Regions from separate parts of the Homo sapiens genome. Here all the other regions are linked to region 6. A link is a loop called in an ENCODE intact Hi-C map of the cell type or tissue named here. Cell type or tissue: IMR-90. All regions are shown on one strand.

Region 1 (4,000 bases), 91 kb after region 6:
GACACCTCAGCACCCGAGCTGCTGTCACCCAAACCGTCTCACCTGAGCCTCCCAGCAGGTGACGAGCGCAGAGCAGGGGGAGTCAGTCCATCTCTCGGATGAGGCACTGACCCCCAGGGCAAGGTCACAGTCAAGGCAGTCTGGAACCCAAATCTCTCTCAAGCCCAAGTGACAGGCCCCTGCGGAGCCACCTCCCACCAACCCCAGCGGGCTGTGCCGCTCATAGCTCCTCTACGTCCTGGCAGCCTAGAGATCCTGACACCCTAGACGCCCGCCTCCCAGCATTGTCCATCTCTGGCTTTCTGTTTGCTGGGCCTCCGGAGTGCCCTCCATCCACAGGGCATCGGCCCACCTGGGTCCCCTGAAGTGCCTTCCTGTCTCCCCACCTTCCCAGCCCCCACACCCCCCTGCTCACTCCGCCAGGCCTGCAGGACTCCCAGGCTCTGTGTCTCCCTCAGACCCACCCAGGCCCCCCGAGGGCTGACAGCCCCCATCCCCTGCTGGGAAATGAATTCCCCCTCCCCAGCCTTCCTCTTCCTCCCCTTCTCTTTGCCCGGAAAGGCATTCGGCAAGAAAGTGAAAGGAGAGGCTTTCTCTTCTTATTAACCTGGAGTTGTGTTGCGGGCGGCGCCAGAAACTGCAAAACCATCGCTGTCCTCACATGTTTCTCTGGAGACCGAGGGAACCAGAGCCCTCCAGAGCCGCACAGGAAACCCCATTGGGGATTGGACGGCACCCCTGATGAGCTGCTATTCCCCAGGGAGCACTGAGGGGCTGGAGAACCTGGGGAGGCAGGAAGAAGATCACTCTGACTTTGCTGGGAGTGGCGTCTTCACCGTCACAGCCTGGCATCAAGGGGAGCACTTGTCAAAAGTCTGAGAGCATGGGGGTGGGCTCTGCCCGGCTTCCTGCCCGGACCTCCCAGGAAGCGGGGAGCCCAGGAGGAGGGGATGGAAAGTGCAGAATGCCGGCCTCGGGCCCCTGCTCTCCTCTCCCCAGCCTGCCTGTCCCAACAAGGAGGGCTGGTCCACACTCGCACTGGGCCAGCCGGGCCGCGCCAGGCCTGGCACATGCTGGGCACTCAAGAAGTGCCTGCTGCATGAAGGTTGGGTGAGCGCCATCTCCGAGCAATGCTGTGCCTACAGGCCACTCAGGGTGACTCTCTGGACACAGCCCACCCTGACTTCTGCCCCAAATCAAACTGCAGCTGCTGGTACTGCCGACAGCAGGGAAGCCCCTTGGGACCCAGGAGGAGGCCTGGTGGGGATCTGACGCGGCTGAGGCCCAGGCTGAGCTGGAGCCCCGGGTCAGCCCCAGGCACTGCATCACGGGCCACAGCTGGTTGGGGCTCTTCTCTCCACTACCCTGACCCAGCCTCTGGCCCGCCCCTTCCACTGCCCAAAAGGGAAAAGCCACAGTCTGGCTCTGCAGAGGGGAAAGTGCACTTGGTCAGGAGTGTCAGCAAAACCAAAGTCTAAAATGCTGAGCCCCCTGAGCTCAGAACTTAGTGTTCAAAGGCTCACCAAGTCCTGAGGTGTGGCCAGCAGTACGGAGCCAGCTGCAGGGACCCCACCCGAGGCAAAGGCCCAGCCCTGTCCTGGGGAGCTACAAGCCAGGGCAAGCATGGCTGAGGGACATGGGCACAGGTGGTCCCAATTCTCACCTTAGCAGGTGCTGGCCCTGGGGCACCAAAGGACTTCTGGGGGAGATGGTGCCCAGGGTGTGGCTGGCGGTTGATCTGGGGTTACTGGTCCTGTTTTCAGGTCACTGTAGTGGGGTTACATGGAAGCCCCCGGTCACACTCACCTAGAACCCCCATTCTGTTCCTGGGGGACCTGCACATCTGCAGAGGGCTTTCCATGCCTGCCCCACCCAGCTGGCACCCAGGGAGGTGGAAGAAGACAAGGCAGCCTCCCTCCAGTCCCTCAGACTCCGCCGGACCCCAGTGTCAGCAGAGCTGGTCACTGAGTAGTAGTAGTACTAGTACTACATGGGTACAAGGGAGACCCAAAGCCAGGACAGGGACCCCAGGCCACCCCCGACCCCACATCCGCTTGTTCAGCTGGACTGGCCAGGTTCTCCCTTCTCCTTGCCATTTCAATCATCTCAGGGCAATTTCCTTTCTCGTCTGAACTCTGATTCCTCCCCAGATGGCTTCCTCCCTCGTTCCCCCTCTAGCGGGTCTGGGCCAAGCCCCGTGGCTAAGGAACATCACAGGCCGTCGCTAGGAAGGGCACCGCGGCGGGTCGGCCGGAAGGCTCTGGCGGCAGCGCGCGTGCTTGGAAAGGGAAGTCCTCCTGCAGAAAGGCGCGGGCTGGGGCTTGGGGCCTGTCCCACCGAACCAGGCTCAGTGGCCACAACTATGCCATGAGCACATTTTTAGACTGTGAGTCAACTGCTAATAGAGTGATTTTTATAATCACCCCAGAAGGAAGGCTGATTTATAGCTCTTCTCGATGGAGCAGAGTCAGCAGGAGGTGGGTCTGAAATAGACTTGGGGTGGGGGGTGGGGGAAGGATCCCTCCTAGACCAGCCACTGGCCGGCGTGAAACAAGGCAGAGAAGGCTGCACAAACCTCTCGGCCCCTTGTCCACGGGGAGTCTGGGCTCCCTGAGATGAAGAGCAAGACCAAGTTTGCTGTCCTATCAATCAGGACACTGAATTAGATCCCCTAGGGCTGGCTTATATTACTGTCACTTCAGCATTTAGTTACAAGGGAAAATAAATCAATCGCAGAAATCATTGTCTGTGCTTCTATCCTATGCCAAGCCGTATGGATTTTGGGAGATGAAGAAGACCAACCTTTTGTGCAGGAAGGGGGCCACATGCAGGAAAAAGAAAGTTCCAGATGTAAACACATAATGGTCTGTGGGTCTCATCTGAGCCTGTTGAGCTTGAACTCAGTGGAGAGTTGTCCCGTCAGACCAGCCTGTTTGTGTGTCGACGGCTGCGAGGGATGCGCGCACGCCTGGACCGTTCAACCAGCGGCTGACGCGGCGGAGGCTCTGCAGCCTTTGCCCTCTGCCCCCTCCAGGTGGAAGGCCGGCTCCCTCACCTGCGGAGGATGCCAGGTCATGGCAGGGCTTCTGCAGGGCGGCTCCCAGGACCACTGGGGTCTCTACTTGGGAAAAGGGGCCATGGGCAGGGAGCCAAGACCCGAAAACTCAGCGACTCAGCCTTTTGCTTCTCCAGGACGGGGTCCTCCAGCACAGAGGACCCCTTCGATTCCACCCTCACACGCAGTTGACAACCAGCTCTGCCCCGCAGCTGCGGCCCTGGGGAACAGAGCGGCCCCAGCTCTAAACTGAAGGTGGGTGTGACGTCTCCCACACGGAGGATGTAAAGCGGGACAGGTGTGAAGAGGCGGAGAGATGCAGGTGCTGAAGCACCATCCAGTCCAAGGACAGCAAAGAGCCAGTGTCCACCTGGCCCCCTTCCCTCCTGTTCTCACAACACACGTTGCTGGTCAGCCCTCCCTCCTGTCAATTTTGGGCTGCTCCTCAGAGTCCTTCTCAACACAGCCCTCTGGGCCACCACGTGGAATTGGTGAGGATCATTTATGAAACAAGTTCTCCGTTTCTCTACATTATAAATAAAACTGAAACTCAGAGGGGCAAGGACCTGCCTGAGACCACTCAGAGTTGGAGCAAAGCAGACACGTGGCCGCAGTTGTCCAGAACACCCAGGAGAGGGGGCCGAAGGAGGTGTCCGGGGAGGCGGGAACACCTGAATGACACAGTGCCAGATGGGACAGGGGCTGCAGGGGCATCACTAAGGACACATGTGCTTGTTGAGTGAGTGAAGGATAAACATGAAGTCAACAAGACGTGGGGTGGGAGGTGGCACAGGAGCTGAGAAGGTGGAGTGGAAAAACAAACAGAGATGACAATCGACGGCCTGCAATGAAGGTTATTGTCATTAGGAAGCAAGTCTTTTATGATGGTGGGAAAAGAATATGCATTGGCTCGGCACTTGAAATGAATATTCCCATTTTATAACC
Region 2 (4,000 bases), 190 kb after region 6:
AAGAGGCATTCGAAGGGGGATTGAGAAGAAGCACTGGAATTGCTGGATGTCTGGGCGATACATCCAGCAATTCCAGCACATGTCTGCCTGGGCAACATGGAGAACCCTCAGCCCCAATGGTCCCCGCCTCATCACCAGCCTCTCTCCCCATGTGTCTCTGTGTTACTCTTTGCACACCTCAGTTCTCTCCTGCCTCTGAGCCTTCGTATATGCTGTTCCCCCAGCCTGGGATGCCTTTCCCTGTATTGCTGTGTAGTTGTGCTATAGACAGAATATCTGTGTCTCAACAAAAGTCATGCATTGAAATCCTAACCTCCAAGATGATGATGTTGGGAGATGGGACCTCTGGGAGGCTCTGCCCTCATGAGTGGGATGAGCACCCTTATAAAAGAAGTCTCTGAGAACTGCCTTGCTCACTTCTGCCATGTGAGGATGCAGACAGAAGCAGCCAGCTCTGAACCAGCAATGGGCCCTTGCCAGATACCAAATCCGCAGGTGCCTTGATCTTGGACTTCCAGCCTCCAGGACCATGAGCAATAAGCTGCTGTCTGTGAGCCACCCAGCCCAAGTGGACTAGGACAGGTCGGCTTCCCGTGGAGGCCCCACCTGCCATGCTGTCCAAATCAGCAACCCCACCACCACCTCCCACACTCACTGCCTTCCCCATGACTTGATTCCTCACATGCTTATCTGGGACCAAGGGCTCCAGCTCCAGATGCAGGCATCCACCAGCCTCAAGGCCAGGCACCACAAGCAGGCCCCAGGCATGCCACTTTCTCCCCTCTGTCTTCCTTTGACCTCAGAAGGCACCCTCCTGAGGCTTCCTGCAGTCTCTGGGGACAACTTAGTTGTGTCCCAGTGGGGTTCAACTCATTAGAATTCATAGTCGCTTTGTAGTTGACAAGGTCTGCTCCAGAAGGACCACCACAAATCTCCCCTGGGACTAATCAGGGCAGATGTCCCAGGCACCACACTTCCATGCTTCTGAACCACAGTGTTCTGCATCCCCTCCCTCCCCTCAGCAGCAAGCAGGGGAAGGGCACTCTCCCCAGCCCATGAGATGGGCAGCAGGCAAGGAGGGGTGCAGGGGCTCTGCCTGGGGAATCGCAGAAGCATCACACAGTTCTCTGCCTTCACTCCTGGCCCTGAAAGCCCCTTCTCTGTATTTTGCTCTTCATTTCCAGAGCAGGATGTGGGAAACACAAGCACTGGAGGAAAAGGAGGACCCTTCAGCTAAGACGGAATCAGGGATGTTCATATGCGGGTCCGTCCCTGCTTCTACAGCCCGCCACGGTCCATTCTGGGGCAGCATCTTGGCCCCTAAGCATGGGGACAGAGAGCAAAAAGGCAGCATCTGCAAATCAAACTAAGCAGCATGTTCCAGGGCTGGGCAAATGGGAGAGGGAGGAGCCGGGAGGTGGTTGCCAGGGAAACATCAGAGCTTAGCCAGTCAGCAGGGGCCACCAGTTTGGTTGCCGGGTGCACTCTGCAGGATGACACTGCCCTCAGGTGGTGGATAGGGATGCTGACAGCCACGGCACCAGGGACCGCTATGTCCTGAGCCGATGGAGGCACCTTAGGATGTTTTCCCCTCGCTCTGTGTATACTAAAGATACCCAAGTAGGGCTGACCCTGCATACAGCTCCCATGGCCTCTCTGGGGGAGCAAGCTGAGGATATTCCGTTGTGATGAGGTTTCACAAGCATCCTGACCTCTGGGGAAGTTGCTTTTGCCACAGTTCCCATCAAGTGTTGCCCTGCATGCCAAGGAAACAGAGCCCCTTGCAGGGAAGACAAAGGGTCCATGAGATGCCTCCTTCCTTGAACATGACAAAATTCAGTGCTGTCATCCACATAATTCAGCGGCAAAGATAGGTTTTACTGAATTTCTTCAGTAAGGTATTTTCGTTTTCTAAACCCTAAAACTTGGAATAATTAGAGGTTGCCACCCAGTGGGGACTCAGAAAATTGCAACCCAGCTTTATCAGCTGTTGTAACTCTCCAAACAAAACCAAGGTCTCTGCCTATGTGTCGGGGGTGGGGTGGGGCAGGGTGGGTGTTCAGGGACTGGTGGAGTTTCTAGAGCCCCAAGAGGGGTGACATGTCCAACAGAAAGAAACCACCAAATTCCAAATTCAGGAGGACAGTGGAACAAAGTCTGCTGGCCTTGGACCTTTAAGCTGTCTGCCTTCCCACACCCTCGCTTTCCAACTCACCCAATGAAGAACACAGCTGCACAGTGACAGTCCCATCAAGCCTGTGTCTGCTGCACCCAGACAAAGCCTCAGAGTCCTTCTCATCACAGTGCTGTCAGCAGCCCCTGCTACCAACTAGAATGGTCAAATGGCTGTATGGCCCCCTCAATCCATGTTCCATTTGCTCCTAGTTCACTTGGGGTTTTTTGGCAAATTGTTTGCTTTTCTCTAAAGTATATTGTTTGTAACTCAAGTAGCTTGTTTGTTGCACCCAAAGTTCACTAGGTTTGTACTTACTGGAAAATTCCTGGGTCCTGCCCTTTTGACGTGTCCCCACCCAGGGCCCCCTGCCACCACATGCCCTCCAGTGACACTGACACCTTGGCCCTCTATTCCCTGGACAGTCTGCAGTTGGCTGGCCCCAGGCACCTGCAGTCCAGGTGACCCCACCTTCCACTCTCACTACCAGCCCTGTGACATTCTGCCCCACAGCTGGGTTAGACTCCCTGAGCACATGCACCTCCGGTTCTCCCAGGCCCTTCACTGCAGCTGGGTCCTCAGTAGACCCACACACTTGTCATGGCTTCTGTGCAAGCCACCCACGTCCCTGGGCACCCAGAGAAAGGACCTTAGTAGAAAAGGCCAATGAGGCTGCAAAGCCCGGCACCTGGAAGGTCTCTCGCTCTCAGTCTCGCCCAGCTGCCCCTCACTGAGTGTTGGAGTGATGCCAGAGGGGAGCCACTGCAGGTCTTGGCTCAGGCAGCACCACAAGCAAGGTGCTAGGATTAGCCCCATTCCACAGGGGCAGAAACTGAGGCTCTGGGTGAGCGAGCAGGGAGCTGACGTGAGTGACTCCAGAGCCCACACTTATATCTCGCAGGGGCAGAGCAGAAGAGACCGAGGACTGGATTCCAGGCCAGCACCACCAGCAGGGCCCTTGGCTCCTGGCCACTACCTGAGATACAGAGGGTCTGCAGAGCCCATGTCCTCCTGCTCCCCTCCCCCACCCCATCCAACCTCCAACAAAGGAAAAATCTTCCCCAAACCCTGCCTGTCTGTTAGGAAAGCTCCCCTACTTCAGTCCCCTGGCCCTGGGGCCACTAACCCAGGTCTTACTGACCAAGAACTTGGGGGATTTTTATGCAACAGCAAGAGTCTGAACCAGAGAGGGGTGAGATACTCCCCGGGTGTCAAGCTGAGGCCCTGGTCCAACCACAACTCCTGGCGTGTTCACTGGCACTGGGCCTGGAAGCCAGGCCATGGCTTCTCCAGGTGGGCAGTGTCTGGGAGCTGGGACCCCACTTCTGCTTCCCCCTACCCCAATGCACACAGGCTGCTCCCAAACAGGCTGAGCCTGGGGGACCTTTCAGACTGAAATGCAAGAGCTGAACTGTGGAGGCAGACTTGCCACAAGCAGCCCTGTGATGGTCTCATGCCCATCCCACAGACAGTGGGCACACCAAACAGGGGAAACCGAGTCACAGGCATGTGCAACAGTGATCACCAGCTCAGCAGGTCCAGGGCCAGGACTCCAGAGAAACCCCTGCCCACCGCCACCCCACTCAGCCTGGAGGAAGCCCCACAGCTGGGCCCAAGCACCCTGGTGCCCCACCAGCCGCATCCTCCTCCCTCTGGGTGATAGGGCACTGAGTCTCCGCACCTGACTCGCTCAGGGTGCTGCTCCAGATTCTACGTGTTCCTCCTGCTCCCAGGTGAGAGCAGCACTCCTGACCACTGCTGGTCATGCACCAGCCTCAGCTTCCCCAGCTGTGACAGCTACCAGGGAACAGGCCTGCGGTGGCAAAT
Region 3 (4,000 bases), 78 kb after region 6:
ATCAGACTCCTTAATTCCACACGGCTTCTGAGCGGGAAATTGCCAGACACACACATGCTGGTTGGGCAAAGCCTGTCGTTAAGAAGTTATGGAGAAGCCAGAGCTGGCCCCAAGGTGGCCAAGGGGCCCAGAGGCCTGGCGTGAAGGTCAGGAGGACCCTAGGAAAGGGAAGAGGGACCCACCAAGCCAGGATCTGTCAGCAGTTATCCGTAGCTGTTAAACTCTGTGCAAATCTAGCGGGTGCTCTAAAACTTCTCGAGCTCTGCGCTAAGAGTATGCATGCGGGTCTGCACGGTGCCAGCTCTTTGCATTTCGCTGCTTAACGGTATTCCACAGGGGATGCCATGTTCATTTCTTCATTCGCGGTCCTGGCCGTGGGTCGTTTCTGGATTTCCATGGTCAGACTCTGTTGCAGCTGCCTTCTGAGGCTTGGCTCCTGGTGAGCACACGGGAGTGGCTCAATGCCCACGGTCAGTGATGGAATAGAGGGAAGCTGAACTTCTTTTGGTTGCTGTTGTTCGGTTTTTTTTTTTAACGGCTTTCTTGAGATATAATTTATAGGCCATGCAAGTCACCTATTTAAAATGTACTATTCGACCAGGCGCGGTGGCTCACGCCTGTAATTCCAGCACTTTGGGAGGCCGAGACAGGTGGATCACGAGGTCAGGAGATCAAGACTATCCTGGCGAACACGGTGTGAAACCCCATCTCTACTAAAAATACAAAAAATTAGCCGGGTATGTTGGTGGGCGCCTGTAGTCCCAGCTACTCGGGAGGCTGAGGCAGGAGAATGGTGTGAACCCAGGAGGAGGAGCTTGCAATGAGCAGAGATGGTGCCACTGCACTACAGCCTGGGCGACAGAGCGATAATCCGTCTCAAAAAAAAAAAAAAGGACAGTTCAATGGTTTGTGATGTTTTCACAGTTACGTGCAACCATCACCAGTCAATTTTATAGCATTTTGGTGATCTCGGGAGGAAACTCTATGCCCTTTAGCCATCGCCCGCTACCCCGCAGCCCCTCATTCCTGAGAGACCACAGCTCTGTCTCTGCAGATCCCTGTCGTGAACATGGGATAAATGGGATCATGGGCTGTGTGGTCTTCTGTGACTGGCTTCTTTTGCTTGGCACCTTTTCAAGTTGTATCCGTGTTGCGGTGTGTATCCGTACTTCACTCCTTTTTACAAATATTATTCCATTGTGTGGGTGTAGCACAGTTTATGTATTCATTCATCCATTCATGAAGACTTGGGTTGTTTCCACTTTCTGGCTATTACAAATAAGGTTGCTACAGACATTTGTGTACAGGTTTTTGAGTGAATGTAAGTTTTCTTTTTTTTTTTTTTTTTTTTTTGAGAGGAAGTCTCGCTCCGTCTCCCAGGCTGGAGTGCAGTGGTGCGATCTCGGCTCACTGCAACCTCCACCTCCCAGGTTCAAGCGATTTTCCTGCCTCAGCCTCCTGAGTAGCTGGGACTACCATACCCGGCTAATATTTGTATTTTTAGTAGAGACAGAGTTTCGCCATGTTGGCCAGGATGGTCTTGATCTCCTGACCTCATGATCCACCCGCCTCGGCCTCCCAATGTTCTTGAGTCACTGCACCCTACCGAGTGAATGTAAGTTTTCATTGCAGGAGTGGAATCGCTAACTTTATGTTGCGTTGTTGGAGCCCCTGCTTCCCACAGCAGCTGCACTATTTTGCATTCCCCAGCAATGTGTAAGAGTTGGATATGTGCTTCTGTAACTTGACAAGATGCCACCAAACTGTTCACCAAGTTGGTGAGTCATTGTCATCCATCAGCGTCTCTGTCAGGATCTATAAGTCCCTGCTGTGCCACACTTCACCAGCAAATGGTATTGTCAGGCTTAAACCTTTGACACTCGAATGGGAATGAGGACACTCGGATGGGTGTGAGGACACTCAGATGGGTATGAGGACACTCGGATGGGTATGAGGACACTGGGATGAGTATGAGGACACTCGGATGGGTGTGAGGACACTCAGATGGGTGTGAGGACACTCGGGCAGGTATGAGGACACTTGGATGGGTGTGAGGACACTCAGATGGGTATGAGGACACTCAGATGAGTGTGAGGACACTCGGGCAGGTATGAGGACACTCGGATGGGTGTGAGGACACTCGGACGGGTGTGAGGACACTAGGATGGGTATGAGGACACTCGGATGGGTATGAGATCATGGCTCACTGTGTTCTAGCTCAGACTTCCCTGAGCTCTAGGATGGAACTGTATGAAAGCACCAGCATTCAACTGTGTTGAGTGGCTGAAAGTGATAATTTCATAAGGTTCAACCTCATAGTAAGATCGAGCTCCTTTCCATGGGATTTCTCTCTTTTTTGCCCATTTTGATGTCTTCCACTGTGAATTTTCTGTTCCTATCTTTTGCCCATTCTTCTGCATTTTTAAGAGGGTGAGATCTTTTTCTTGTTGATTTATTAAAATCATTTATGCATTTTGGATATTAATCCGTTATTGCACACATGTTGAAAATACCTTCTACTGCTCTGTGCCTTGCCTTTTCTTTTTGTGTATGGTATTTCTTGACAATCACAGGTTTTAAATTTCAATAGAAAGGACTTTATGAAACTTTTCATTGTCTGTACATCTTGTGTCTTGTTAAGAAATCTTTCCCTACACTGGAATCACAAAGGTCATCTCCTTCTGTATGAGTTGGGGTTCTCCAGAGAAACAGAACCCATAGGAAATATACCTATCTATATTCCATATTTATATCAATACCCATATCTATATATGGACACACAGAGAGAGATTATAAGAAATTGACTCACACAATTATGGAGGTGGAGAAGTCCCACCATCTGCAAGCTGGAGACCCCAGAAAGCTGGTGGCGTCGTTCTGGTTGGAGTGCAAAGTCCTGATAATCAGGAATACCAATGGTATCAGCTCTAGTCCAAGGGCTGGAGAAGACCAATGTCCCAGGCTGGCAGAGAAAGTAACTACTTCTTCCTTGGCCTCGTTGTTCTACTCAAACCCTCAATGGATTGGATGGTGCCCACCCATAATGGGGAGAGTGAGCTTTGCTCAGTCCACTGATTCGAAAGTCAATGTCTTCCAGAAACACCCTCACAGACAAACCCAGATTCAATGTTTAGTCAAACATCTGGGCACCCCGTGGCCCAGTCAAGTTGACACATTCGAATTAATCACCACACCTTCCTTCTCTTATAGAAGTGTTAAAATTGTGCTTATCTCACCTAGGCCTTTCATCCACCTGGCATATACCTTTTGTGAGCAATGTGGTGTAGAAACCCAGTGTAGCCAGGCATGGTGGCTCACGCCTGTAATCCCAGCACTTTGGGAGGCCAAGGCGGGCGGATCACGAGGTCAGGAAATTGAGACCATCCTGGCGAACACTGTGAAACTCCGTCTCTACTAAAAATACAAAAAAATTAGCTGGGCATGGTGGCGGGCACCTGTATTCCCAGCTACTCGGGAGGCTGAGGCAGGAGAATGGCATGAACCTGGGAGGCGGAGCTTGCAGTGAGTGGAGATCGTGCCACTGCACTCCAGCCTGGGCAACAGAGCAAGACTCCATCTCAAAAAAAGAAAAAAAAAGAAACCCAGTGTAACTTCTTTTCTATACTGATAACCCATTATCTTGGCCCCATTTCTTCATTTGTGCTTTCCCGCCACAGCCCAGTCCTCTGCCACACCAGTCTCCCTGTACAACTGGGTCTCCTGGGCTTCTGTCCATCTGATCCCTCTGCACCAATCTACATTTTTTTGATCTAGCTTTTAAAGACTTGATAGTTTAAGGTACAAGTGACCATACCTCACCCTTCAAAATTGCCTTGCTAATGTTCCAGCCCTCTCCTTGCTCAATAATACACCCTGTAGAGTTGGCTGATCAAGTGTCACTAAAAGCAAACACAAATGTATTTTAGATTGTATTGGAATTGTATTGAATGAATAGATTAAGTGAGGACAGATGACATCTTTAGGAAATGGAGTGTTTCTA
Region 4 (4,000 bases), 470 kb after region 6:
TGACGGCCCCAGGAGGGTCCTGGGTCACCGAGGCCTTCCGTTCTGAAAGGGAATGAGTCCTTGGGGCCTCTCGCTATTCCTGGGAATGTCGCCCTGGCTCTGACACTTCCCCTGGCTCCCAGCGGAGAGCCTCCCGGGAACCTAGGAAGGCCTCTGGGACCAGCCAGCAGGTGGGTGGAGGTGCGTGCGTGAGAGGTGGGCAGGGCAGGGGTCAGGCCACCCCATTCCTGCCTCACCCCACCCCAGGCAGCCCACAGATGCTGCCAGTAAGATGTGTCTCCAGGAGACATTCCCTGTAAAGACTGAACTCTGATCCCGCCACATCACTAACTCCGCAGGATGGTGCTGGCGGCCGGGAGGAGCGCTTCTCACTGCACTCACTCCACCCTCGCTTCGTCCTTCCTTCCTTGTGGGTGCCCAGAGCTTGGAGTTTCGAAAGAGCGGGCAGCCTCGGCCCACCACATGGCCAGGTTTCTGGGGAGGGAGAATGGCCACCTGTGGGGGCCCAAACTGTCCTCAGCCTTCTATCCTGCTGAGTACTGACTCACCAACACTTCCCCAGATCTGGAGCAGAAATGTCATCAGCATTCTGGAAAATACAGTCTCCCTAAAGCCATGTGAGCCTGCAAATAAGAGTACAGGGCCGAGCGTGGTGGCTCATGCCTGTAATCCCAGTACTTTGGGAGGTAGAAGCAGGAGGATTGCTTGAACCTGGGAGGCAGAGGTTGCAGCGAGCCGAGATCACACCACTGCACTCCAGCCTGGGTGAGAGCGAGACTCTGTCTCAAAAAAAAAAAGAGTACAGTAGTCCCTGCTTATCTGAGTTTCTGCTTTCTGCAATTTCAGGTACCCACGGTCAATAGTGGCCGGAAACTAGGTGAGCATGGAACACTAGGATATTGTGAAAGAGAGATCACACACACTAACTTTATTACAGCAGTATATTGTGGCAATCGTTCTGTTTATCATTAGTAATTACTGTTAATCTCTTACTGTGCCTAGCTTTATCATAGGTATGTATGTATAGGAAAAAAAAACAGTACTGTATTTCTACAGTTCGGTACAATCCACAGTTTCAGGCCTCCACAGGGGGTCTTGGAAGGTATCCCTGCATCCGGATGAGCGGGGAGTACTTTTCTGTAATCAGAGCCCAAGCAGCTTTCTGCTCTGAATAATCTGGATCACTGCCTGAAGTCATCCATTTAGTGCATATTTGTTGAGTGCTTTCCGGGGCCATACCCATGTGGACATGGATAAGGCTGAATTTGCAGAGCCGGTCTCCAAGCTCTTTGCCTGCAAATCAAGTGGCTGCCACTGGGAGGTGCCCAGAGTGAACTCTGACTGGTCTGGGTTAGGCCAAAGAGCTAAAGCCACTCAGCCTTCCTCCTGCTCTGTCTTCAGCCCTCCTCTTCCCTGCTGTTTTCTTCCCTTCCCAGGCCCCTCTTTTCTCCTACCTGCACTGTTTTCCTTTACAGAACATAGAACACAGCCAGGAGCGGTGCCTCACGCCTATAATCCCAGCACTCTGGGAGGCCAAGGTGGGCGGATCACTCGAGGTCAGGAGTTCGAGACCAACCTGGCCAACATGGTGAAATCCTGTCTCTAGAAAAAACACAAAAAAGTAGCTGGGCATGGTGGCACATGCCTGTAATCCCAGCTACTCTGGAGGCTGAGGCATGAGAATTGCTTGAACCTGGGAGGCAGAGGTTGCAGCGAGCCGAGATCGCACCACTGCACTCCACCCTCAGCAACAGAGCGAGACACCGTCTCAAAAAAAAAAAAAAAAAAAAAAAAAAACACAGAACGCAACCTCACCAGCCTAGAGATCCCATTAGCCAAGACAGTTGAGTAAATGACACATCCCCCAGGCCTCATTTTCATAAGCCCTCCTGCCAACTAATAGGCTTTTTTCTTTTCTTTTCTTTTCTTTTTTTTTGAGACGGAGTCTCACTCTGTTGCCCAGGCTGGAGTGCAGCGGCGTGATCTCAGCTCACTGCAACCTCCCGCCTGGGTTCAAGCAATTCTCCTGCCTCAGCCTCCCAAGTAGCTGGGATTACAGGCACCCGACACCACACCCAGCTAATTTTTTTATTTTTAGTAGAGATGGGGTTTCAACACATTGGCCAGGATAGTCTCAAACTCCTGACCTTGTGAGCCGCCCTTCTTGGCCTCCCAAAGTGCTGGGATTACAGGTGTGAGCCACCACGCCCGGCTAGGCTTTTCTTTAAAGAAAAAAAAAAAGGAATTGTGCAAGTTTATTTAACACAGTATTTCCCAGTTTTCTTCCCTTCTGTCCATGGGACATTTCAAGAGACAACTGGTCACTGAAGCCAATGCCAGGAAATGCTGCTTGAGGGCAAATAACAAAAGCCTTCCAGCTCCCGTTACTAGGGCTGCCAAATTTAGCAAATAAAAATACAGGGCACTCCACTACATTTGAAGCTCAGATAAACAATGAATAAGTTTTAGTATAAGTGTGTCCCATGAAATATTTGGGATATGCTTACAGTAAAACATGACTCATTTGTCTGAGATTCCATCTCAATGGGGCATCTTGTATTCTATGCAGCAGCCCTGCCTGCCTCGACACTTGAGGGGAAAAGCACGCATGGTCCAGGGCTCTGCCAGGGCTGGAAGGGAACCCATGCCCACCCTGCCCATGTCCAGCACTGAGAGCTGGGGGCCGGGTCCCTACCCCACCACTCTAGCAATAACTCATGGGGTGGGCTGGGTATGTTGGCTCATGCCTGTGATCCCAGCACTTTGGGAGACTGAGGCAGGTGGATCACTTGAGGTCAGGAGTTCAAGACCAGCCTGGCCAACATGGTGAAGCCCCATCTCTAGTAAAAATACAAAATTAGCCGGGTGTGGTGGTGTGCGCCTGTAATCCCATCTACTCAGGAGGCTAAGGCCAGAGAATCGCTTGAATCCGGAAGACGGAGGTTGCAGTGAGCCAAGGTGGCACTACTGCACTCCAGTCTGGGAGACAGAGCGGGATCTGGGAGGGCATCCTCTATGCCATGTCTGACTGTAGATCCCCAGGTGGTGACAGGCCCTAACTCCATGAGACGTTCATTTTCCACTATTCGGGATAAGCGTTCAAATTCCTCATGGTTGGAGGAATTCTCCATCTTTGAGACTCCATCTCAAAAAAAAATTGTGTGGTGCCCTTGAGCAAGTTCCTCCCCTCCCTCAGTGTCCGTGTGCAAAAAATGGGAGGGTCAGTAGGCGATCTCATCTTTTCTTATTTCTGGAACTTTCTCTGGATGTAGCCTGATTTCATACAGGAGACTCTAAGAACGGCCCTCAGAAAGTGAGACTTAGGATCCAGTGAGTTATATCCCTGGAGACTCGAGTGGAGTGCAAAGTGTACTCCCCGATGGTGACCACTCTGATTGCCCCGTCCACCTTTCTGCCCCAGGCGCCAGGCACATGGAGCCAGGCCGACTCTTCCTGTGGTCTAGAGACATTTGTGGGCCCCAGAGGGACTTCCAGCGGTTGACATGAGCCATGTGCCCGAATCGGGGCTGAGGGCATGAGTCTCAGGGCAATACCAACACTGATCATGCCTTTGTTCAACAAACACTTTGGGACGCCCTGTGTGCAAGCGCTGGGCTCATCTTGGGATGCAGCAGTCAGCAGGAGACGCAGCGTCTGTCAGAGCCGGAGTTCCAGAGGCACCAGCAGACACAGGGCAAAGCCACCTCCATCCGTGCATCGCAGGCTGTTTCCACGGGTTCTGCGCCAAGTCCGAGAGGGTGCTGTGGCCTCCCAGGTCCTTCCATCCTTGCCCTCCCAACCCTGCAAAGACCCTCTTGCCATCTTCCCTCTTCTTGGGTTACCACTGGTAAGCCTCCTGGGTGATGTGCAGACCTCCGACCTCCACCCAAAGTAAAGACAGGCTGCTATGATGGCGGGACCCAAAGGGCCTCAATGAATACAGATTCCCAGGCCTGACCACAGACCCTGGACTCAGACTAGGGAAGAGGCAAGAATCTGC
Region 5 (4,000 bases), 96 kb before region 6:
CCTCCGAGGGCAGAGACAATGTTGTTTCTCCGCCGCACAGGCACCTGAGCCCGGCCCACCGCAGGCTGCACTGCAGGGCCTCACCCCATAGCCAGTGATCTTTCACAGCTGATTAGCGGGCATCGAGCAAGATCTGGACATCAAGAGGGCGCTGAGCGGTGAGCAGGGATGGCTTCCTGAACAAGGCTGGCCGGAGCTGGACCCAGAGGGGTGGTCAGCTCTCAGCTCCTGGAACCAGCACCCCTCTCACTGGAAGGGCCCTGGGGAGGCCGGTGGGCTCCAGGTCTCTCCTCTGACTCCACGGATGGCAGACCCTGGAGGAGTTGGCTCCTCTGCCAACCCCAACCTCAGTCCTCATGCTCCTGGACCCTGATGTGAGTTTGAGGAGGACCAGCTCCTAAACCAACGATATTCTCCAGTCAGGGCCCTTGGCTCCTCCACGGCAGCTGGGTAGGTCACGGTGTCACAAGGCACTGGCAGGGCCACCCACCAGTGACTCCCAAGCCAGGATCAGCCCAAAGGCAGGGACCGCATGGTGAGGTGTGAACCAGCACCCCTCTGGTTCACACCATTGAGATCCCCAGGCTAGAGCAGTGCCCAGCCCTGCAGGCACTCAGTACAAATCTGTACGCTGGATGGATAGAAGGAGGACGGAGCCGTGGAACACCACTGAGGCAGTGTCAGTCAGCATCTGGGTGCCCTGTGTGTCAACCGGCATTTGTGCCCTGTGGGTACCACCCTGTCCTACATCTGGGAGAGAAAACAGCTCCCAGTGCCATGCAATGCACTCTCCTTTGCATACGAACCCAGCCACACCTGTGGACCCATCCGCAGGCAGCTCTGCGGAGGAGGAGCTTGGCCGTTGCCCCATCTCACGCGAATCTGGGGGAAGGGGTCTCCAGAGCGAGCTGGGGTGGCTGCAGCCCCCAGCACAGAGCTCCAGCCATGCCGGTCCTGGCTGGGTAAGAGCAGCGGCCACTCGCTGTTGCCTGTCTGGAGTTTTGGCCGGTGCTGGCTGGGCAAGAGCAGCGGCCACTCGCTGTTGCCTGTCTGGAGTTTTGGAAATGTGGCTGCCAGGCCGGGGATGCTGTGAAAGCTTTGTGCTCCAGAGGCCAGCCAAGCCCCCACCCCACTCTGTTTCCCGCCACGGCCCTTGCCATGGAGCAAGACCCGCCTCTTCTGGACCTCCAAATCCCTGACCGTGAAAAGCAACGTGGCAGAGAATCTTACTGTGTGGCCCAATCTGATGCGTACTGCCCTCAGAGGTCACCCAGCCACACAGAACGATAACAACCTCCTCCCGCATAGCTGACCTGAATCCTTCTCCTCCAAAGGCCGGCCTCAGTGCTCCCATCTCCTCCCCAAGCAAGCATCCCCACTGGCTCGGCTCTTGCTCCCAAGAAGGCTGCCGCCGCCTGCCCCTGCATCCTGCTGCCTGACCTCACCTGTCCTGCCCCTCCCCAGCTTTCCAGGGGTACTGAGCACCTGTAAGAACCTCCAGGTCCAAGGCCAGGACTTACTGTCCTGCGCCCTGGCCCGCCTTTCCTGAGCACTGCTGCAAAGCCACCAGGCACTGCACAAGACACTCCCCAAACGCCTCCCCGTGCAGTAACCTGGGAAGCATCCCTAGCCACTGCGCTCTGACATCACGAACCACCTTCTCACACGACCAGACCCTGCCCTGCATCCACCCACCACAACACCCACAGGGTCCTCACTCTGCCCCGGACAGCAGGCAGGGCCCTGGCGTGAACACCCGCGAACACCCGCACGCAGCCCTTGTTTCTCCCACCCACAAGCCAGCTGTCCAGGAATCAGTTCTTAGTCCTTCTGCACTCAAATCCACATTCATTCCAACAGCAGGAAGAGAAAACTCCCGCCCCGCCGGACACCAGGAGGCCGCAGTACTTGGAGCGCCCACCAGGTGTCAGAAGGAAATCGCGGCAGCCAGGGAGCAGCTCTCCCTCCATCTCCTCCCGCGGCGAGGGACACCCGAGGATGCCTCTGAGCCTGTGAGCCAGGTGCAACCCAGACCAAGGAAGTTCCCAAACCCAGCAAGGGGGGTGGCCAATTCCACGTGGTGTGGCTGCCCAGGGGCGAGGAGTGGGAAAGGCCCCGGAGCCATCTGCTGTGGTTACTGCTGCTGCGGCCGTTTGCTGGGCAACTGCAGGGTCCTGAGGCCACCGTCTGGGCTGAGCACTGGCAGGCTCCCTGGGCCCCGAGGGGCCCCACTCTCCCCATAGCCACAGTTCAGCCCCAGAAACATCTGAACGGGGCTGGTGTGAGGAGTGCCTGGGTGAGGGGGGATTTGAAGACACAAGCCTCTGGGTCACCTCCACAGGCAGGGACAGCTCGGGTCACAGTGTGGAGAGGAGGCGTGGGCAGCCCCACACCTTGTGTGATCTCAGGAAACACAGTCAACCTCTTACCCTTTCTCCAGGGTCCCCGACTTGGCCAGTGGGACCCATGGTTCCTGGAGGTCCGGGAAGACCCTAGAATTAAAAATAAAGTTGGGGCAGTTAGAAGATGGGGCCGCAGGGCAAGGTCCAAGTTCCAACTGGCCAACCAAGGCAGAGGTGGGGGTGGGATAGCGCCGGCTCCCAGGGGATCTGCAAAAGCGGAGAGCCCCCCTCTTTTCCATCCAGGAGACATAAGGGGTGTCACCAACCCCACCCCACCAAGAGCACCTTCTGCAAGTCACAGGATAAAGCCGGATACTCACCGCGGGGCCTTCTGGGCCAGGCGGGCCCTCGATGAGCATGCCCTGGGGAGACAGAGAGAGGGCGTCTGAGACCGCAGCCCATCCCTCCCGACACCCCAGACCCCAGTGGTGTGGACGGCCTTCAGCTGCATGCACAAGAGGCCCTGGCTCAGCTCCTGCTGTCCTGGGGAGTCACGAGCACAGACTGCAAAGGGGGCCTGTGGTGGGGCCTCAGTGGCTGTCCTCCTGGCACTCGCTGGCAGAAGAGCAACCCGGGCCAGCGGCCAGTGACAGACACAGGCTCCCGCAAGACCAGCGCCACGAGAAGCACCTGAAGACGCCGAGATGAGGAAAAGGAGCCGAGACCGCCAGGCTCCCTGCATCACCCCAAAGGGGAGTGCCAGGCAGGTCCGCCAGGCCAAAGCCACTCGAGGGAGGAGGTGGATGCCAGGACAAGGGGACTCGGGTGGATTTGGGAAGGATAAGGGAAAAATAGGTGCCCCAGCTCCAGGCTGAACTTCTGTCCCCAGCCAGGACCACCGTCAGGCCCCAGGGCTGCAACCTCCAGACCCCGCCTCCCTCCAGGTAAGAGGTGCATCCTCCCATGCACGCAGCAGCCCAGAACCCATGGGAAACCCTGCCATGTCCACCTGCCCACTCAGCCCTCCTCCTCTGGCCCTCACCTCACCACAGGGCCCATCTGCCTCAAGCACACCCAGGCCTCACTCTAACCCCAATGGGGACAGGGCCTCCTGGCTCTTGGGTCAGCCTGAGCCCTGGGAAAGGCAATGTGGACAGCTGTGAAGGCAGCAGTGGGAGCGGCTCCCTGCAGGACGGGGCTCCCTGCCCTGAGACCCCCACTTCCGACCCCTTCCCCAGGGCGGGATTCCTCTCTCCACTTCTGACCTGGCAACGCCAGGGTCAGGCACCCCCAATGCCCCAAGAGTCCTCCGTGTTCCATGACGACTTCAGGGCGACTGTTCCTCAAGGGACTTGCTCTGACAGATGGGAACCAGGTGCTACTCAACAAGACAATGGAGAATGACCCCGAGGCAGCCAGAGATCTTTGAGGCAAGCTAGGACCTGGGGGACCACATTTTCAAAGAGGTACCCAGGAACTCAGCATTCCCTGCCCTGCACCCCTCAAGTGTCTGCTCCCCACGTTGCGACACAGCACCCGTCAGCCGCCCAGCCAAGGCTCCAGCAGGCCCAGGGGCAGCTCTGGCTCAGCTCTGGAGGGTGTGGGTGTGGCCTCGGCGACACCCATGGGTACTGATTATCCTGCAGCTGCAGGGAAGG
Region 6 (4,000 bases):
TCCAACCCCTCCGGCAAATCTGGACCACAGCAGGGAGAGGGCTTGGGGAATTCTTGGGGCTTCTGAGCTCCTCCCACTCACTGCTCTTTTATGGGGAGAGGGAGGGAGGGGGCAGAGGATGGAAAAGGATGTCTTTCCAGCCAACTTGATTGAGTCAGAGGAAATTTAACCATTTGATACCTGTCAAGTCTCACAAAACTTGGCCGACTCTCCCCACAAATTATTGCAAAAAGCAATCACGTGACTGGAGTCAACCAATGGCGTGTAGAGGAGATGACCTCAATTTCCAAATATTGGGGTCATGTTTCATTTCCCATACTCTCCTTCCCCGTTACACTGTTCAGCAGCCCCAAATGCAATCTTACTTTTCATTCCTTCACACACTTGGCCAAAAGAAAGCAGGCAAAAGAACTGTGTTCAGAAAACCCTCAGAAAACATCTGGCAGATCCGAAGATGGAGAAGACAGCAGGCACTTGCTGGTGGCTCCCCCCCGCGCCTGCCTCTCCAGTGGACAGCCGCCCCCTCCCCGCCACGCCTGCATTTCCAGTGGACAGCCGCCCCCTCCCCCCAGCGCCTGCATCTCCAGTGGACAGCCGCCCCCTCCCCGCCACGCCTGCATCTCCAGTGGACAGCCGCCCCCTCCCCCCAGCGCCTGCATCTCCAGTGGACAGCCGCCCCCTCCCCCCAGCGCCTGCATCTCCAGTGGACAGCCGCCCCCTCCCCCCAGCGCCTGCATCTCCAGTGGACAGCCGCCCCCTTCCCCCAGTGCCTGCATCTCCAGTGGACAGCCGCCCCCTCCCCCCAGCGCCTGCATCTCCAGTGGACAGCCGCCCCCTCCCCGCCACGCCTGCATCTCCAGTGGACAGCCGCCCCCTCCCCCCAGCGCCTGCATCTCCAGTGGACAGCCGCCCCCTCTGGCCATGCTCGAAGGATGACTTCCAAATAGGTCCCACCCTGGGAGGTGGAGAGACGTTGGCAAAACTCACTAAGAAAAGTGGTCTCTCCACATGCTTCTAAAAGTCTGTTCTGACAAAAGCAAAATGTCCAACTCCATAGCCTGCTGCTCTGGGCCATCCTCACTCCCACTTCCAACGAGCCGCACTTCGATTAGCGAGGGCAACCAGAGAGGGAAAAAGACAGTGTGGAGGTGGGGAGATGGGCAGGGAGGGAAATGGAACCCCAAGCCCAGTCCGGTGCATGGTCCCCAGGCAGTGCCCTGCCCCAGCTGTCTAGGGTGACGATTCCCCTGAAGGACTCCCTCCTGAGTTTCTGGGGAAAAGTCCCCAGAGGCGCTGAGACAGGGCCTAGTCCCCCGGCAATGGCACAGTCCCTGACCACACCTTCCTTCTCCTCTCCACTTTTCTGGGGACCTCTGTTGTCCCCCACCTTCAGCTAACCCCTGGAGAAACACAAGCCCAGTTAGCCCAGGGTCAGGAGAGAGTTGGTGGCGGCCCAGGGATGAGATCCCAGGTCCTGGGAGCCAGGCCAGGCTCCTGGCTCCTCCCCCAGAGCCCCAGGGCAGCCCCCACACCCAGACTCCAGCTCATCCAGTTAGCCCAACAAGCACTGATCGTGCCAGGGAAAAAGGAAAAGAGTGTTTTAATTGACAAGCGGAACACGGACAATGATTCTTCCCACTTGTCTTCCAATCGTGAAGCAGAGAGAAGCATTCTTGCTGGCAGGCGGCGGGCTGGTCCAGACGTTCGCTGAGCCCACCGTCCCATCGCTCTGCCCGCCACTTCTCCTGACCTGGCAGCACACAGCTCTGAGCCTCCATCTCCCCGCCTGTCAATAAGGATTCGGGGGACCTTCCAGGGCTGGGGGCTCTGATGTTCGAGAGTCTGTGAAAACCCACCCCGCCACTAACTACCAAGAGCGATGCCTAGAAAAACTCCCCCGTCAGGAAGCTGCGCCAGGGAGAGTTGAACCCTCGAGAACCCAGGCAGGGACGCAGACAGTCCCCGCCTTGAAGCGCCCTCCCCGGGAAGCAAGCCTCCTTCTAAGGGCTGACCCTTGGCAGAAGGAATCCCACATCTGCATATCATCCCAACCACTCACAGCCCCGCCTGCAAGCCCATCTCTGGCTTTGCTCCACGCATCCCATCTCTCAGCAGCGAATCCAGGAAAAGCTGCCTTCCAGGGATCAAGAAGTTTGGGGGTGGGATTAGGAGCAGGGCTGTCTACCACCCTGCAGGGGTCCCCAGTGCCCCCGAACACTTAGGTGACCAAGGCTGCAGGAAACGCTGTCCCTGGGGAAAGCAGGGCGCCAGCTCAGCCTAGAGTGACAGTGCCTGGGGGAAGTTCAGTGCTGGGGGCCCAGGCTTCTGGGATTCCCCCCATCCCCAGGAGTCCCGGGATTTGAAGGGCTGTAACTCTAGGGGGCGGCCCTGCCCGGTTTGGAGCAGAGGAAGTTCTGCTGTAGGGCTGTGAGGGCCCAAGCTGGGCGCCTGTGATGTGGGACAGAGAAGGAAGGTTTTTGGGACAAAAGTTTGCCCGCCTCGTGGACAACCCCTCCTGCTGATCCAGCCCTCGGTCCTTCCTCGGCTCGCGCGACAGCCCCACCCGACCCGCCCGTCTGGGGAGGGGGCGGCGGCGCGCCCGCGGGCATTGTGTCTGCGTGTCGTCATCTCGGGGGGGCCCCCAGCAAATGGCATTCGTGGTCTTGGCCCGTGCATTCCACAGGCCAAGGAAGAAAAGTTCTGCGGGCGAAGGCGCCCGGGGATGACAGCGGCGCCCGGGCTGCGCGCGCCCCATCCCGCAGCCCCGCGCCCCGGGGCGCCCTTACCTGCGCGGCTCGGAGGCGGCGCCCACAGCAGCAGCAGCAGCAGCGGGGGCAGCAGCGGGGCGCCCGGGCGGAGCGCGCTGCGCGCTTTCCAGCGGGTATGGACGTCCATGCCGGCGGGGCGCGGGCCGGGGCGCACAGGGGCGCTCGGAGGCGCGCGGGGACGCACAGGGGCGCGGGTCACGGCCCGGGCAGCGCACTCAGCAGGGACCGCACCACTTTAGGAGGTCATGGGGACCTCGGCACCCCCCGTTCTTCTTTGTGGCGGCGGCTGTTCTGGAAGGGGCGGCTGGCGCGCTCGCCCACGGGCGGGAGGGCTCGACTTTGGCCCGCGGGGCGGCCGGGACCCCGCTGGGCTAGCTCGCCCTCGCCTCCTCCTCCTCCTCCTCCAACTCCTTCTCGCCTCCTCCTCGCCGCCGCCGCCCCGCGACCCGCTCCCCGTGGGCGCTCCGCTCGAGTGAGGTCCTGCGCCAGCCGCGGGGACGGAGAGTGCGGACCTCGCCTTCGGCGCGGAGCACTTTTTTCCCCCTTTTCCTCCCTCCCTCTCTCCTGGAAGGCAGCCGCGGAGGCTGTCGATCCCCAACGCCCGCAGCAAATCAGAGCCCGGCGCTGGGCTCGGCGAGGCCAGCCCCCGCCTCCCACTGGGCGCCGCGGGCGAGGGGGTGGGGACAGCGGGCGAGTCGCAGCGAGGAAGGGGCTGGCCCGGGGCGGAGCGGACGTGGGGCGGGCGCGGCCCCCTGTTCTTTCTCTGAGAGCCGGTAGGCGGGCGGGCCTGGGGCGGCCTCGGAGCCCAGGGGCCCACCCTGGTCCCCCCACTGTTCCCACCCCAGGTGCCCGCACCTGGCCATGCTCCAAGAACCAGTGCAGAGGGGCCCCGAGGTTTGATCACTTCGGGTTAAAAAGAAAGTTGCAGTTTACCCCGCCTAACTTTTTCTTTAACGTGGAGGAGTTCAGAGCTCCTCTTCTGGGTGGAGACTAAACTTCCCATCCAGCCAGATCAGGGCGCCCAAGACTGTGGCCTACGTGTCAACCCGGACCGAGGACCTGCCTCCTAACTGCAGATTGGCACGGGACCGAGCTGGGGTCTGACTTCCCAAGAGCTCCCGGGACCTCCATGTGCTTGGACGGGAACATCTGGGTTATTAATCAGGCGAAGTTTGGCTCTGCGGCCCCCAGGCTCTCACCCCTCACTCCTGCCCACTCCCTGGTGGCCCCTC
Region 7 (4,000 bases), 190 kb after region 6:
GACAGCCCCTCGGCCCAGGCAGGCTCCACCCCACCCCCAGCTCCCATCACACCAAGGCCCCATTCCAGGCAGGGCCCCAGTGTCAAACCCCAGGGCCCCACCGCAGGCTCCGTGGCCCTCTGCATCTCACCCTGGCCATGGCGGGAGCCATGGGGCCTCGACAAGCACAGGCCCTGCTGCTCAGGCCCGTCTGCAGAGGCCTCAGCGGCCCACCTGCAGAGTGGGAAGGGGGTCTGTGGGGGGGTTCCCCGTGGGCCTTAAAAGTCCACCAGAGGCTTGACCAAGGTGAGCCCAGAGGGAGGGTGCAGGCCTTGGCCCCTGGTAGACTGAGTGCCAGAGGGCAGGGCCTGGGTCTCAGGGCACAGCACCAGTCAGCTGTCAATAAACACCGGTGGATGCGACTCCGAGGCCTCCGGCAGACACGCTCGTCCACACCATGGAACTGGGCTTCCCCTTCAGGCTTCATTTCAAGGCGTTTCTGAGACTACACCTGGAGATGACAGGACACTACACCACAGTCCAGAGACCCTGTCTGTGACGGCCTCAAGGCAGAAGTACTTGCCACGTGGCAGGCAAACCCTTCCTGCCCTGGGGGTCCCCTTGCACTAAAAAGCCTCAGGGGTCTGGGGCAGGTCTGGGAGAGGCTGTGTCCTTCGCCCAGAGGCCTGGGCTCCATCAGGGTGCAGCACTGTCCCTGGGAAGCCCTTGGACTCTTGGGCAGAGAAGCAGCAGAGAGAACCACCCCAGCTCCTGAGATTTCAGGGCAGGCAGGACCCAGCTCAGGATGACCCCAGGGCAGGAGGGACAGAGATAGTGACCAGAAGCTGGGGACACTGTGAGAGACACAGACCCCGGCCCCACCCCACAGGACACAGAGGGACACAGACCCCGGCCCCACCCCACAGGACACAGGGGGACACAGACACTGGCCCCACCCCACAGGACACAGAGGGACACAGACCCCAGCTCCACCCGACAGGACACAGGGGGACACAGACCCCAGCCCCACCACACAGGACACAGGGGGACACAGACCCCGGCCCCACCCCACAGGACCCAGAGGGACACAGACCCCGGCCCACCCCACAGGACACAGATGGACACAGACCCCGGCCCCACCACACAGGACACAGATGGACACAGACCCCGGCTCCACCCGACAGGACACAGGGGGACACAGACACTGGCCCCACCACACAGGACACAGAGGGACACAGACCCCAGCTCCACCAGACAGGACACAGGGGGACACAGACCCCGGCCCCACCACACAGGACACAGAGGGACACAGACCCCAGCCCCAGCTGACAGGACACAGGGGGACACAGACCACGGCCCCACCCCACAGGACATAGAGGGACACAGACCCCAGCTCCACCCAACAGGACACAGAGGTACTCAGACCCCAGCCATACCCTACAGGACACAGGGGGACACAGACCCGGGGTCCACCCCACGGGACATAGAGGGACACAGACCCTCGGCCCACCCCACAGGATGCTGGGACGATGGAGACACCCAGCCGCATGCTACAGGACACTGTGGAAACCGCTGATCCTGGGGCCATTGGAAAGCAGGGAGCCCTGAGGGCCTGGCCATGGCCCCCCTGCCAGCCCGGACCCCCATAGCTCTGCCTTGGAGTGGAAGCTTAGCTCTAGGCAAGGCCGGGCCATTTCTGTCCAGGAGCCTGTGGGGTCAGATGGGGTAGATGCAGGCTGAGCAGGGGAAGGCACAGCTGGAGCTCGGAGGGCGATTGGGGACAACCCAGCATGTCCAAAGTTAGGGACCCCCTCTCCCAGCTACAGCTTCCCTCCTTCTGGGAGAGACCCCTGTTGGTGGGCTGTCGGGCTGGAGCATGGCCGGCAGCTGGCCCGAGCCATGTTTCGTGGGGTGTGTGTCACCACGCAGTCCGCGAGCTTCATAGTTTCCCACTGACGTCACCGCATGGCTAGAATGTGAAGTGACTGCAAACCCTCAGAGGCATAATTGCAGTTGTCTTTGCAAAGTGAAATCAGATGGCTTTTGCAAACCTCCCCCAGCCCTGCCTTCTCCCCGCGGCTCTCCCTTTTTTTTTTATTATGTTCCTTGGGCCACATCCAGATGTTTCCTGCAACTACAACCCTCCAAAAGTTACACAAAGAGAGCGAGAGCGTGCAGCTTCCTGCCTGCAGGGTGGAAGTGGCGACGTGGCAGGGTGGGGGCGGCCACGTCTACAGGGTGGGCGGGGGCGACCACGTCAGCAGCTGGGGCAGCAGGCTCCAGGCAGGTCCCAGCCCCCTGCCTCCTTGTGCCTGGGGTCTGGGCGCTGAGAGACAAGGCCGGAGGGCCACGGTGCATGAGGGACAGCCCCTTCCGGCCGCTGCGGCCCTGGCCCAGCAGTGGGCCGAGTGGAGACCGCGGCCGGGAAGGAGCAGGGCACCTCGGTCAAGATCAGCCTTTGGGTTCGGGCTGCTCCGGGCGCCACTCCCAGCTGCGCTACTTACACGTGTGGCCTGGGAGCCACGTCTCCACCGGAACCTCTGTTTCCACGGCGATAGGGGTGGTTGCTGGGAGCTTTAATTAAAACCAGTCTCTGTCCACTGCTGGCAGCAGGGAGCGCCTCACCTGGACCCAGGCACCTAGGACAGGTGTGGTCTCGGAAGACACAGCAGAGCCCGACACGGAGGGGCTTACAGGGGAAGGGCCTTGAAGGAGGCCCAGGGTTTCCTGAGGCACAGGCAGGGAAGGGGGGCCGAGGCGAGGAAGCGGCTTTATCAGAGGCCTGGCAGCTGGGCACAAACGCCGTGGGGGCCCAAGGCGTCCCTGAGAGAGACGCACGTGAGGGTCTCTGGAGAAGGAGGTCCGCCATTTCCAGGGAAAGGGGACACCTGTAGGTTTCCCCTGCGGCATCCCTCTGTCCTGTCTGCCTCCCTCGCCCAGAGGATTCCCAACTGTAGGGGGCAGGCAGGGCTGGCTCACGCCTGACCTCAGTCCACAGCCTGTCCCTCTCTGACCTAGGCCATCCCTGGGTGTAGGCACAGTCCCTGGTGGGCAGAGCTGGGAACGTGGACAGGTGGAGACAGGTGTCAAGGCCAGGCAAAGGCTCAGCAAAATGTCTAGAGGGGGTAAAATGGCCCCCGAACCTTCCAAGGGCTGTTTCAGAAATAGGACTTGAAAGTTCGTAGTCAACCCAGGCTGACACCTCCTCATCACCTGCCTTCAGAACCCATCCATGGAAATGCTGACACTGCAGTTCAGGGTCCCCAAACCACCCTCAGGCTCAGGGACGTGCTGGACTGGCTCACAGAACTCAGCCAGGCAGCGATACCCGAGGTCAGGGTTTAGCGCCGTGAAAGGACATAGCCTCGAACCAGCAAACTGGGCATCTCTAGAGGGCAGGGTTTAGGGGAGACCAGACTCCAGCACCCAGGGGTCTTCTCTCAGTAGAGTCGGGCAGACGATGCTCAATTCTCCCAGAATGGTGTGCACCAGCCAGGGGGGCCCAGCCACGCCTCGGGGCTCAGGGTTCCTACTGGGGGTCCATCGCAAAGACATGCCTCACTGCCCGTGTGCTTGGCCTTGGTCTCATCCCCAGGATGATGAGCCGATACAGCACAGCCCAAGGTCCCACTGTAAATGACATCATTAGCGCGGTCACTAGGGTGGCCCAAGACCCCCAAGCAAACACAGACACTTATCACGCAGTATATTTCAAGTGGCTAGAGGTCAGAGGTCACCTCCCAGGAGCTAGGCCAGAGCCAGACCTTTCTTTGGAATGTGCAGGGTGTGGACAACTCAGGCCTGCTGAGTTAACCCTTTCCTGCACAGTGACCAGAACCCACCAGCACCCCACTGGGAGGTGATCAGCTTGAATGAGTCCCGACTGAGGCAGGAGAGGGGAGGAGGCGGAGAAAACCACAGACAAAATTACAGTCCAGTGGGAGCCAGGGCAGCTGGCGTCACCTCCATTTTACAGATGATGTGGGATGGAGGCAGGAAGAGGGGTTATGACGTGCCCAGG

What was found. Peaks named below come from ENCODE experiments on the same cell type or tissue, not always from the same donor. Only the 100,000 strongest peaks of a DNase experiment are listed, where the experiment ranks them.
Region 1: a loop joins it to region 6, with 3.0 times the contacts of the local background. A loop is called at or near these places in 8 of 110 quality-filtered maps.
Region 2: a loop joins it to region 6, with 9 times the contacts of the local background. A loop is called at or near these places in 51 of 110 quality-filtered maps.
Region 3: it touches region 6 in a loop (3-fold over the local background); 4 of 110 quality-filtered maps call a loop at or near these places.
Region 4: it touches region 6 in a loop (4-fold over the local background); 21 of 110 quality-filtered maps call a loop at or near these places.
Region 5: a loop joins it to region 6, with 2.2 times the contacts of the local background. A loop is called at or near these places in 6 of 110 quality-filtered maps.
Region 7: it touches region 6 in a loop (8-fold over the local background); 52 of 110 quality-filtered maps call a loop at or near these places.

Annotation. Positions count from the first base shown.
Region 1 is chr9:134,550,505-134,554,504 of GRCh38, reverse strand. No RefSeq gene overlaps it. Among named protein-coding and RNA genes, the nearest start is that of COL5A1, 89 kb to the left of the region's middle. RefSeq lists enhancers at 554-1,074, 1,075-1,596. In IMR-90, no CTCF peak of the experiment used is centred here; a DNase peak (open chromatin) is centred at 2,354; H3K27ac peaks cover 404 bases.
Region 2 is chr9:134,447,248-134,451,247 of GRCh38, reverse strand. The region is part of intron 1 of LOC105376311 (a long non-coding RNA gene); the gene reads right to left. Among named protein-coding and RNA genes, the nearest start is that of MIR4669, 70 kb to the right of the region's middle. RefSeq lists silencers at 1,311-1,605, 3,780-4,000. In IMR-90, CTCF peaks have their summits at 1,504 (motif pointing left) and 1,958 (motif pointing left); a DNase peak (open chromatin) is centred at 1,467.
Region 3 is chr9:134,562,701-134,566,700 of GRCh38, reverse strand. No RefSeq gene overlaps it. Among named protein-coding and RNA genes, the nearest start is that of COL5A1, 77 kb to the left of the region's middle. In IMR-90, no CTCF peak of the experiment used is centred here; a DNase peak (open chromatin) is centred at 1,740.
Region 4 is chr9:134,166,238-134,170,237 of GRCh38, reverse strand. LOC124902297 (a long non-coding RNA gene) reads left to right here. Exons shown (of 2, transcript XR_007061834.1): 2 at 1,476-4,000. Among named protein-coding and RNA genes, the nearest start is that of RNU6ATAC, 3.7 kb to the right of the region's middle. In IMR-90, no CTCF peak of the experiment used is centred here; a DNase peak (open chromatin) is centred at 2,497; H3K27ac peaks cover 597 bases.
Region 5 is chr9:134,737,238-134,741,237 of GRCh38, reverse strand. COL5A1 (collagen type V alpha 1 chain) reads right to left here. Exons shown (of 66, transcript NM_000093.5): 10 at 2,723-2,764; 11 at 2,430-2,492. Among named protein-coding and RNA genes, the nearest start is that of COL5A1-AS1, 86 kb to the right of the region's middle. In IMR-90, a CTCF peak has its summit at 1,923 (motif pointing right); no DNase peak of the experiment used is centred here.
Region 6 is chr9:134,641,083-134,645,082 of GRCh38, reverse strand. It overlaps COL5A1 (collagen type V alpha 1 chain), which reads right to left and starts at 3,280. Exons shown (of 66, transcript NM_000093.5): 1 at 2,787-3,280. The coding sequence starts at 2,895. RefSeq lists enhancers at 1-339, 1,595-2,301. In IMR-90, a CTCF peak has its summit at 2,366 (motif pointing right); DNase peaks (open chromatin) are centred at 222, 2,042, 2,382 and 3,382; H3K4me3 peaks cover 3,364 bases; H3K27ac peaks cover 3,208 bases.
Region 7 is chr9:134,454,563-134,458,562 of GRCh38, reverse strand. The region is part of intron 1 of LOC105376311 (a long non-coding RNA gene); the gene reads right to left. Among named protein-coding and RNA genes, the nearest start is that of MIR4669, 77 kb to the right of the region's middle. RefSeq lists enhancers at 1,161-2,097, 2,098-3,035, 3,379-4,000. In IMR-90, no CTCF peak of the experiment used is centred here; a DNase peak (open chromatin) is centred at 2,022; H3K27ac peaks cover 3,311 bases.